Linked DNA regions of Homo sapiens: region 1 is linked to region 2. The links are chromatin loops, found by intact Hi-C in ENCODE. Cell type or tissue: OCI-LY7. All regions are shown on one strand. Each heading gives the region's core, and the rest is flanking DNA. Links, peaks and the distances in the headings are about the cores only. Region 1 has its middle 24 kb from the start of SPDYE6. Region 2 overlaps LOC100630923 (LOC100289561-PRKRIP1 readthrough).

Region 1 (5,376 bases), core at 113-5,112, 59 kb after region 2:
CGTGTGTGTATATATATATACACACGTGTGTGTATATATACATACACACGTGTGTGTATATATACATATATATATACATACACACCCGTGTGTGTGTATGTATATATATATACATTTATTTATTTATTTTATTTTATTTTTCCCTGGTTGGGCACAGTGGTTCATGCCTGGAATCTCAGCGCCTTGGGAGACCGAGGCGGGAGGATTGCTTGAGCCCTGAGAGTTTGAGACCAGCGTGAGCAACATAGTTAGTTCCTTGTCTCTATTTTTTTTTTTTTTTTGAGTCGGAGTCTAGCTCTGTCGCCCAGGCTGGAATGCAGTGGCCTGATCTCGGCTCACTGCAAGCTCCGCCTCCCAGGTTCACGCCATTCTCCTGCCTCAGCCTCCCGAGTAGCTGGGACTACAGGCGCCTGCCACCACGCCCGGCTAATTTTTTTGTGTGTGTTTTTAGTAGAGACAGGGTTTCACTGTGTTAGCCAGGATGGGCTCGATCTCCTGACCTTGTGATCCACCCGCCTCAGCCTCCCAAAGTGCTGGGATTACAGGCCTGAGCCACCGCGCCCGGCCGCCTTGTCTCCAATTTTTAAATATTTTAATTAGAATACAAATTATCCATTTTTTTTTTTTTGCATATGGCTGCGTAAACATGTTAGTTCAGAGATTCTGCCCTGTGAAAAGTGAATAGCACATAAATGCTCATTTTGAGGAATTACAAAGCGAACCCCAGGGTCACCACCTCCCAGGTTGACACACATTGTCACCGCTCCATTCTTTCCACTTAAATCTCCCCCCCCAACCCCCCCCCCCAGGTCCTGATTTTTATGGTAATTATGTCCTGTTTGTGTCTGTTATTTTGTCAACTAAGTATCCCTAAACAATATAGTCTGGGTTTTTGTTTGTTTTTTTTGTTTGTTTTTTTCAGACAGAATCTCACTCTGTCACCCAGGCTGGAGTGCAGTGGCATGATCTCGGCTCACTGCAACCTCTGACTCCCGGGTTCAAGCAGTTCTCCCGCCTCAGCCTCCTGAGTAGCTGAGATTACAGGCGCCGTCCACTGCACCCGGCTAATGTTGTATTTTTAGTAGAGTCAGGGTTTCACCATGTTGGCCAGGCTGGTCTCGAACTCCTGACCTCCAGCGATCTGCCTGCCTCGACCTCCCAAAGTGCTGGGATTACAGGCGTGAGCCACCATGCCTGGCCCCTAAACAATATAGTCTTGATATTGTTGTAACCGAGCGAGTTATAGAGAAACGCCGCACCATGAGACTGATTTAGGAGTCCTTTATTGCCGGTGACTGAGAGATGGCTAGAGCTCAAAATTCTTTTGGCCCCGAAGAAGGGGCTAGATTTCTTTTTATACCGTGGTCTAAATAGGGGAGGGGGAGTTTAGCTGAAACAATTTTTACAGAAGCAGAACAGGGAAAAATTAAAAAGATTAATTGGTTACATAAATAGTTACAGAAAAATAAACAGTTCCAGGTGCAGGGGCTCAAACTACCACAAAGAGATAAATGCAGGGTCTTTTGGTATCATCCACCGAGCGAGTCCCCAAGAGCTGCTGGTTCAGCTTGCCTCGATACCTTATCAGTAAGTGCATTCCTAGACGTGCATGGAGTCAGCTTAGACTAGTTATGCCTTTAAGGGAGGGGGCTGCAAGTGAAGGAACTAAAATGGAGCCTGTCTGGCTCTCTCAGCTAAGAGAGACAATCACGTTAAAATAAGGTAGGGTATCACAATATAGGTAAGCATACAGCGTATATTTAATATGTCTGGCTTTTTTTTTCCATGTAGAGATGGGGTCTCACCACATCTCTACATAAAAGGTGGTTAACGAGATCCAAGGTGGTCTCCATCTCGTGGCCTCAAGTGATCTTGTAACCCCAGCCCCCCAAAGTGCTGGGATTACAAACATGAGCCACTGGTGCCCAGCCCTGGCTTCTTTTTTGTAGACATTATTTTAGAAGTCATTTTATTGTAACAACAGAAGTATTCATTTTCTCTGTAGTATGCTGTTCTATTTCATGACTCTCCACCATATATTTATCCCTCCTTCTTGCTCAGGGACACTGGATTGTTTTCCATTTTAACCTGCTATGAACAATTCTGCAGGGAATATTCTTTTTTTTTGTTTTTTTTGGAGACAGAGTCTCGCTCTGTTGCCCAGGTTGGAGTGCAGTGGCGTGATCTCGGCTCACTGCAACCTCCACCTCCTGGGTTCACGCCATTCTCCTGCCTCAGCCTCCAGAGTAGCTGGGACTACAGGTACCCGCCACCACGCCTGGCTAACTTTTTGTGTTTTTAGTAGAGACGGGGTTTCACTGTGTTAGCCAGGATGGTCTCTATCTCCTAACCTCATGATCCGCCCACCTCGGCCTCCCAAAGTGCTGGAATTACAGGCGTGAGCCACCGCGCCCGGTCTCTGCAGTGAATATTCTTACACAGAGGAGCAGGCATGGGGTATGTACTAATGAATGGGACTGCTGGCTCAGTGGTCCACCTGGCTTTCCACCCTACTAAATTGTTTTCCAAAGTTGTTATACTGGTTTATGCGCTCTCTCACTGCTCACCAGCAGGGTAGAATTCCTGATGTTTGCATCCTGCCTAAAGCTGGTGGGTGTAGCGTGGTATCCTAGGGTAGTTTTAGTTTGGATTTCTCCAGACTTCTCTAAGTTGAGGACCTTTTCATATTCACTGGCCGCTGTGATTGCTCTTTCGTAATGTACCTGCTCAAGTCTTTCACTCTTTTCTCATTGCAAACGTACATCCTAGGTTTCCAGCAGGAGCAACAGGCCTGTCGATTCTGACACAAGATGGGTGAATCGGTAACTTTTCTGGTTTGTTTTCCCACTGCTCATTATCCTTCTGTTTTCTTTAATGGCTTTCTGCCTAGATCAGGAGGGATGGACTTTCTTTTGAAACCCAGTAACACAACTGTTATTTCAGTACAGAGCTAAGACAGGAATAGCAGACATGGTTCAATGGTCCCTGCACCTAGAGAGTGCCGTGGAAACAGGGCCCAGTCACCCTCCAACTGCACTGCACAGTCCCATGAAACCAGAAAGACAACCCAGGTTGGAGAATGTCACCTTTCATTTAAGACCAAGTTTTGCAGGGTCTTTTTAATTTGTTTTTAAGTCTGCTACCTAACTTCCTTTGGGCTTTTATTTGTGAACTTATAACTTAGAGGACACGTAATCTCACTCTTCTAGCAATTTCTCTAGGAGATGATAACAATGTGGACAGACAAATAATTAGCAATAAAACATCTTGGCCAGGCATGGTGGCTCACATCTGTAATCCCAGCACTTTGGGAGACCAAGGCAGGAGGACCACTTGAACCTAGGAGTTCAAAACCAATCTGGGCAACATGGTGAAACCCCATCTTTACAAAAAGTACAAAACTTAGCCAGGTGTTGTAGCACGTGCCTGTAGTCCCAGCTATTCAGGAGGCTGAGGTGGTAGAATCACTTGAGCCCAGGAGGTCAGGGCTGCATTGAGCTGTGATCGTGCCACTGCACTCCAGCATGGGCAACAGAGTGAAACCCTGTCTCAAAAAAAAAAAAAAAAAACAAAAAAAAAGCAATCAAGCATCTCCAGGGTAAATGAGAGCAACATGAAGAATAAGCTGCTTATAAATACTTATAAGTTAAATTGATAAAAACAATATACCACATCATAATCTAGTCTCAGCAAGGAAAACAACAGGCCAACATTAGAAGGCACCAATGACATAAAACAGATCTTGAACATTTTGGTATTAGATCATGAAGGACTAGCTCAAGCTGCACTCAGGGCTTAAGAATCACAAGCCACGTTACACATACAGTACTTCAGACATTCTTCATTCCTGACTGAGTTTTTTTGAGACGGAGTCTCACTCTGTCGTCCAGGCTGCAGTGCAGTGTCATGATCTCGGCTCACTGCAGCTGCCGTCTCCCAGGTTCAAGCAATTCTCCTGCCTCAGCCTCCCCAGTAGCTGGTATTACAGGTGCCCACCACCACGGCCAGCAATTTTTTGTATTTTTAGTAGAGAAGGGGTTTCACCATGTTGGCCAGGCTGGTCTCAAACTCCTGACCTCAAGTGATCTGCCTGCCTTGGCCTCCCAAAGTGCCAAGATTACAGGCATGAGCCACTGCACCTGGCCCTTACTGAGCTTTGAATCCAGTAGATGCATTTTTGGCCCTATTGGAGCAGACAACCTACTGCCATTTGTGGAAATTAGCAAGCTTGTACACAAGCAATGTACAAATACAGGCTGGTTAAGAGAGATTGGAAATATGACTCAGGACTTATCATTAAGTAACAGAATATTACACAGGTAGTAGCCTTCCCTGTCACACACCTTGCTTTCAAATTTATTTTCAGTCAGCACGTAATTTTTTTTTTTTTTTGAGATGGAGTCATCCTTTCACATCCATCAGTAGAGATGGAGTTTCATCGTGTTGTCCTCTCGAACTCCTGACCTCAAGTGATCCACCTGCCTTGCCCTTCCAAAGTGCTGGGATTACAGATGTGAGCCACCATGCCCGGCCAGCACCCAATAATTTAATTGGCATACTTAACTCTGCTCCACCCGGAACAGACTTAAGACTTCTTAGACTTCTAAAGATTTTTTAAAGTCTTCTTTTTCCTTTTGGTTTCTTTAGTTTGTAGTTAAGGCTTTGCAGACTTGCCTCCTATAATGTCTCCTTTTATTTTTTATTTTTTAATTTTTATTTTTTGAGACAGAGTCTCACTCTGTCACCCTGGCTGGAGTACAGTGGTGCGATCATAGCTCACTGCAGCTTTGAACTCCTGGACTCAAGCAGTCCTCCCACCTTAGCCTCCTGAATAGCTGAATACAGGCACGTGCTACCACACCTGGCTAATTAGTATTATTTTTTTTGTAGAAATGGGATCTTGCTGTATTGCCCGGGCTGGTCTTGAACTCCTGGGTCAAGCCATCCTCCTGCCCTGGCCTCCCAAAGTGCTGGGATTATAGGCATGAGCCACGGTGCCCAGCCTTTGTCTTAGTTTTTGGTCCCCCTCACCTGACCCCACAGTTCTAGAACCATTCCCTTGCAAAGAAAGGGACTGCTCACGGCTGGGGATGGAGAAGTGCTGTGGTAGGAGCCCTTTCTTCTCTTTCTTCCCCAGCTGGATTGCCAAACCTACCCTGCGGTCCTCGTCTTCCTGGCCCCATAGCTCCTCCTCGCCAAGCATGTCTTCCCCACTGCAGAGAGCTGCGGGAGGTACCAAGAGGGCCTTGTCTGCATCTTCTAGTTCCTCTGCCAGTCTACCCTTCGATGACAGGGACTCAAACCATCCCTCAGAGGGTAAGTAGATGTTGCATTGTGCGGCCACTTCCTGTGTCCGTGGCAGCCTTCCCCCTCTCG
Region 2 (5,376 bases), core at 185-5,184:
TCTTTGTATGACTAAAGCCTCGGGGTTAGCAGCTATATTGTCAGCGAGGCAATGGTGTGGGTTTTGTGATCAGTGGGACAAAAGAAGGAAAAAGGGAAAGGATGTGAAGGAGAAGCTCTGTCCAGTTCCTGTTCTGTTTCCCTGGGAGCTGGACAGACATTCACAGCTGGGTCTTGGTGTTCTCTTGTCAAACAAAAGTAATTTCCAGGACACCAACATCACACAAGACCATTCCGTGACCACAAAAACCTGGTGTGGTGGCTCATGCCTGTAATCCCAGCACTTTGGGAGGCCGAGGTGGGCAGATCACCTGAGGTCAGGAGTTTGAGACCAGCCTGGCCAACATGGTGAAACCCCGTCTCTACTAGAAATACAAAAAATAGCCAGGCGTGGTGGTGCACACCTGTAATCCCAGCTACTCGGGAGGCTGAGGCTGGAGAATTGCTTGAACCTGGGAGGCAGAGGTTGCAGTGAGCTAAGATTACGCCTTTGCACTCCAGCCTGGGCGACAGAGCAAGACTCTGTCTCAAAATAAATAAATAAATAAAAATAAAAATAAAAGAAACATTTGCTGGAGGGACATGGGCTCCTAGGGACAGGGTCGCCCTCCCACTGAGTCCCCAAGAGGATGAACAGGTGGACAAGTGGATGGTACCTGGAGGGTGAAGTGTTTGTTCTCCAAAGGTCATTCCTGGCTGCCCAATAGTGGGTGGTTTTCTAGGAGCTCAGGGTGGAATTAAGGGTCCTTAGTGGCCCAGGTCTGTCACTGGAACCTGGGGAGGGCTTGGCCTGGCTGGGGCCATGCACACAAACTCACCCAGGATCACACACATTAGCAACCAGTACCTCACTTTTCTCCAAACACTCCACAGAACGAAGGTTTTTGTCTACAAAACAAAGCATCTTTTCCTCCTTGGAGAACTCCCATACAGGCTTCTCAACTTGGCCAAAATGCTACCTCCTCCAAGAAGCCTTCTCAGATTGCCTCTCCCACCCCTCACTTCCAGGAAGTGAATTGCTCCCTTCTTGGTGCTCTCCCAGCTCTGAATCCCAATAACTGGTGAAGTAGTTACCACTATGTCCTCACCATCTGTGTCCCCATGGGCTTGGCAGTGTGGTGGGCTGGGCCAGAATCCCAGCATCTAACCCTGGCATGGTGTAGAGTGGGTACTTCCAGGATGCTTGGAGAATAAAGGAATGAAAACATATATGAAGACTGAATAGACGTGTCAGTGAGATGAGCAAGTGATGGATGAATGAATGAATAAGGACATTAAGAGAAAGAATGAAGACTCAATCAATAAAAGGACACTTAATAAATGAACATGTGAGGCCACGGACTATCAGAAAGCCACAGAGCCAGGAGTGCGGGGCAGTGTCTGTCCGGTTGGTAAAGGTCTCCCTGGCACCCCCAGCCTCAGTGTCTGTCACAGAGCTGGTGCTTGGCAGATATCTGCTGGATGAAAGTTAAGCGAATGAATGGAGTGAAGGAATGCATGAAGGCAAGAGAGAGTTAAGGCATGTGGGTGTGAAGGAGCTGGTAATAACTTCAGTGTCTAAGTCTGGTCTAAATTGTGGACATATTTATCAGCAGATATATGTTTTTCAATAGACGGGGTCTCACTCTGTCACCAGGCTGGAGTGCGGTGGTGCCAGTATAGCTAACTGCAGCCTCGAACTCCTGGGCTCAAGGGATCCTCCTGACTCAGTGTCCAGAAAAGCTAGGGCTACAGGCAGGTACCACTATGCCCAGCTAATTTTTCACATTTTTTGTAGACATGGGGTATTGCTATGTTTCCCAGGCTGACCTCAAGCAATTCTTCAGCCTTGGACTCCTGAGTAGCTATGACAACAGGCTGGTGCCACCACACTCAGCTAACTTTTTATTTTTATTTTTTGAGAGGGAGTTTCTCTCTTGTCACCCAGGCTGGAGTGCAATGGCGCGATCTCGGCTCACTGCAACCTCTGCCTCCCAGGTTCCAGCGATTCTCCTGCCTCAGCCTCCTGAGTAGCTGGGATTACAGGCACCCGCCACCATGCCCGGCTAATTTTTGTATTTTTAGTAGAGACAGGGTTTCGTCATGTTGGCCAGGCTGGCCCCGAACTCCTGATCTCAGGTGATCCACCCGCCTCAGCTTCCCAAAGTGCTGGGATTACAGGCGTGAGCCACCTTGCCCAGCCTAATATTTTATTTATTTATTTATTTATTTATTTATTTATTTATTTATTTGGTAGAGCTGGAGTCTTGCTATGTTGCCCAGGCTATCATCCTGATTCTACTGAAATGGAACTGAGGCCCAGAGGAGAAAGCAATTGGCTCAGGGCCACACAGACTCAAACCCAGCAGTCTAGCCCTGGGTCTGTGACAGCCTGAGTGATTATGTGACTCACACAGATGGGACAGGGCCCCAGCAGACCCTGGCGGGAACCCTGGTGGCACCCTCCTAGGTGGCACCTTCCTGGTGGCACCTTCCTGGGGCTGAGGTCAGATTTGAGGTCCGGCTCCCTGGGATGAAAGGCCGCCTCACAGATGCCCACAAGTCTCACACCCAGGGTGATGTCCCTTCTGCCACCAGAGGGCAGCAAATCCCCACCCAGGTCCCGCCACTAGGAGCCTTAATCCACCTTTCCTGAGATCCAGAACTGGGCACCCAGGGAGCAAGGTCTACTGGCTGGAAGATACCAGTGCGTTGCAGACTGGCAGACTGGGTGCCACCTACCCTGGGCTTGCACAAGCAACCTAACCTCTCTAAGGCTGTTTCCTTATGTGCAAAATTGGTACAAGCGAATCTACCTTGTCGCTGGCACATGGGTAAAATGACGTTTGGACATGCAGTGTCCAGCAGAGCCTGACATTCAATAACATGGCTCACGCCTGTAATACCAGCACTTTGGGAGGCTGAGGCAGGTGGATGATCTGAGGTCAGGAGTTCGAGACCAGCCTGGCCAACATGGTGAAACTCCGTCTCTACTAAAAATACAAAAAAAATTAGCCGGGCGTGTGGGGTGGGGGGAGCTGCCTGTAATCCCACCTACTCGGGAGGCTGAGGCAGGAGAATTGCTTGAGCCCAGGAGGCGGAGGCTGTACTGAGCCAAAATCGCACCTCTGCACTCCAGCCTGGGAGACAGAGAGAGACTCTGTCTGAAAAAAAAAAAAAAAAATAGGTGACCACACTTGTCCTAGTTTGATCCTAGGACTGAAGGGTTTCCCAGAAAGTGGGACCTTCAGTGCTAAAACCAGGAGAATCTTGGGCAAGCCAGGATGGTTGATTACCCTAGACGAGTGGGTACTCCTATCTCAATTCTTTGAGTAGTGGTTGATACTTTAAGTACTAAAACAGCAGGGTTTTTTTTCTTTTTTCTTTTTTTCTTTTCTTTTCTTTTTTTTTTTGAGACAGAGTTTCACTCTCGTTACCCAGGCTGGTCTCAAACTAGAGAAATGAAAATATATGTCCACTGACTGACCTGTATGCAAATACAAACAGTAGCTTGATTCATAATTGCCAAAAACTGGAAACAACCCATATGTCCATCAAATTGAGATCTAGACCTACAGGGAAATACTACTTAGCAATAAAAGGAAGGAGCTTTTGCTGAGTGCGGTGGCTCATGACTGTAATCCCAGCACTTTAGGAGGCTGAAGAGGGAGGATCACTTGAGGCCGGGAGTTCAAGACCAGCCTGGCCAACAAGATGAAAGCCTATCTCTACTAAAAATACAAAAATTAGCTGGGCATGGTGGTGTGCACCTGTAATCTCAGGTACTTGGAAGGCTGAGGCAGGAGGATTGCTTGAACCCAGGAGGCGGAGGTTGCAGTGAGTCGGATTAAGAAGGTGGATTAAGATATCATACCACTGCACTCAGCCTGGGCGACAGTGAGACCCCATCTCAAAAAAAAAGGGGACCAGGTGTGGTGGCTCATGCCTGTAATCCCAGCACTTTTGGAGGCCGAGGCGGGCAGATCACGAGGTCAGGAGATCAAGACCATCCTGGCTAACAGGGTGAAACCCAGTCTCTACTAAAAATACAAAAAAATTAGCCAGGTGTGGTGGTGTGCACCAATAGTCCCAGCTATTCAGGAGGCTGAGGCAGGAGAATGGCGTGAACCCGGGAGGCGGAGCTTGCAGTGAGCCGAGCTCGTGCCACTGCACTCCAGCCTGGGCGACAGAGTGAGACTCCATCTCAAAAAAAAAAAAAAGAAAAAGAAAAAAGAAAAAGGAAGGAAGGACCTCTTGAGGCTTGCAATAACGTGGATGGATCTCAGATGCATTATGTTTAGTGAGTGAAGTCAGATCTATTAATAGAAGGCCACAACCTGAATGGTTCCATTTACTTGATGTTCTGGAAAAGCCAAAATGATAGGGATGGAAAACAGATCAGCAGTTGCCATGGGCCAAGTAGGAGGACGGGACTGACCTGGGAGGGCCTCAGGGAACTTTCTTGGGTAATAGATATTTTTTCCCCTCCCTCCCTCCCTCCCTCCCTTCCTCCCTTCCTACCTTCTTTCCTTCTTTTGAGATGGTGTCTCACTCTGTTGCCTAGACTGGAGCGCAGTGGCGTGACCATAGCCCATTGCAGCCTCAAACTCCTGGGCTTCAGTGATCCTCCTGCCACAGCCTCCTGAATAGCTGGGACTATTGGTGCACACCACCACACCTGGCTATTTTTACTTTATTATTATTATTATTTTTGTAGAGATGATGTCTTGCTGTATTGCCCAGGCTGGTCTCAAACTCCTGGCTTCCAGTGATCCTTCTATCCCCAGAATCCCAAAGCACTGGGATTATAGGCATGATCCACTGCACCTGGCCTCTCTGCATAATATTTGGATGACAAAAATGTTCTATATCTGAATTGTGGTGGCAGCTACACAACCATCCACATTTATCAAACTTATTTAACCATATACTTCTATTTATTTATTCATAGACAGAGTTTCACTCTGTCGCCCACACTGGAGTGCAGTGTCTCGATCTCTGCTCACTGTAACTTCTGCCTCTCAGCCTCAAGCAATCCTCCCATCTCAGCTTCCCGAGTAGCTGGGACTACAGGCACGCACCACCATGTGCAGCTAATTTTTGTATTTTTTGGTTTTGTTTTTTTGTAGAGATGGGGGTCTCACTATGTTGCCCAAGCTGGTCTCAAACCAGAGTCCTGGGATTACAGGTGTGAGCCACTGTGCCTGGACTTGAACCATATACTTTAAAAGGGTGGATTTAATCATATGAACATTGTACCTCAATAAACTTGACCTAATTTACAGTGTGGATTTGCCAGGTTGCAGGGGAGCTAACCCTCCATTGTCTGAGTTGCTTTCGTGAGGAGTTCAGCCTTTAGCTCCTTGTGCCCTCTGAGGCAGCTCGGGCCTGTAAATCT

The links. Hi-C counts contacts between places; a loop is a spot of excess contacts. Peaks named below come from ENCODE experiments on the same cell type or tissue, not always from the same donor. Only the 100,000 strongest peaks of a DNase experiment are listed, where the experiment ranks them.
Region 1: it touches region 2 in a loop (7-fold over the local background); 3 of 110 quality-filtered maps call a loop at or near these places.

What each region holds. Positions count from the first base shown.
Region 1 is chr7:102,329,356-102,334,731 of GRCh38, reverse strand. No RefSeq gene overlaps it. Among named protein-coding and RNA genes, the nearest start is that of SPDYE6, 24 kb to the left of the region's middle. In OCI-LY7, for the core only: no CTCF peak of the experiment used is centred there; a DNase peak (open chromatin) is centred at 2,991; H3K4me3 peaks cover 782 bases; H3K27ac peaks cover 1,751 bases.
Region 2 is chr7:102,388,121-102,393,496 of GRCh38, reverse strand. The region is part of intron 4 of LOC100630923 (LOC100289561-PRKRIP1 readthrough); the gene reads right to left. Among named protein-coding and RNA genes, the nearest start is that of PRKRIP1, 5.6 kb to the left of the region's middle. In OCI-LY7, for the core only: CTCF peaks have their summits at 2,377 and 2,581 (motif pointing right); a DNase peak (open chromatin) is centred at 2,586; H3K27ac peaks cover 648 bases.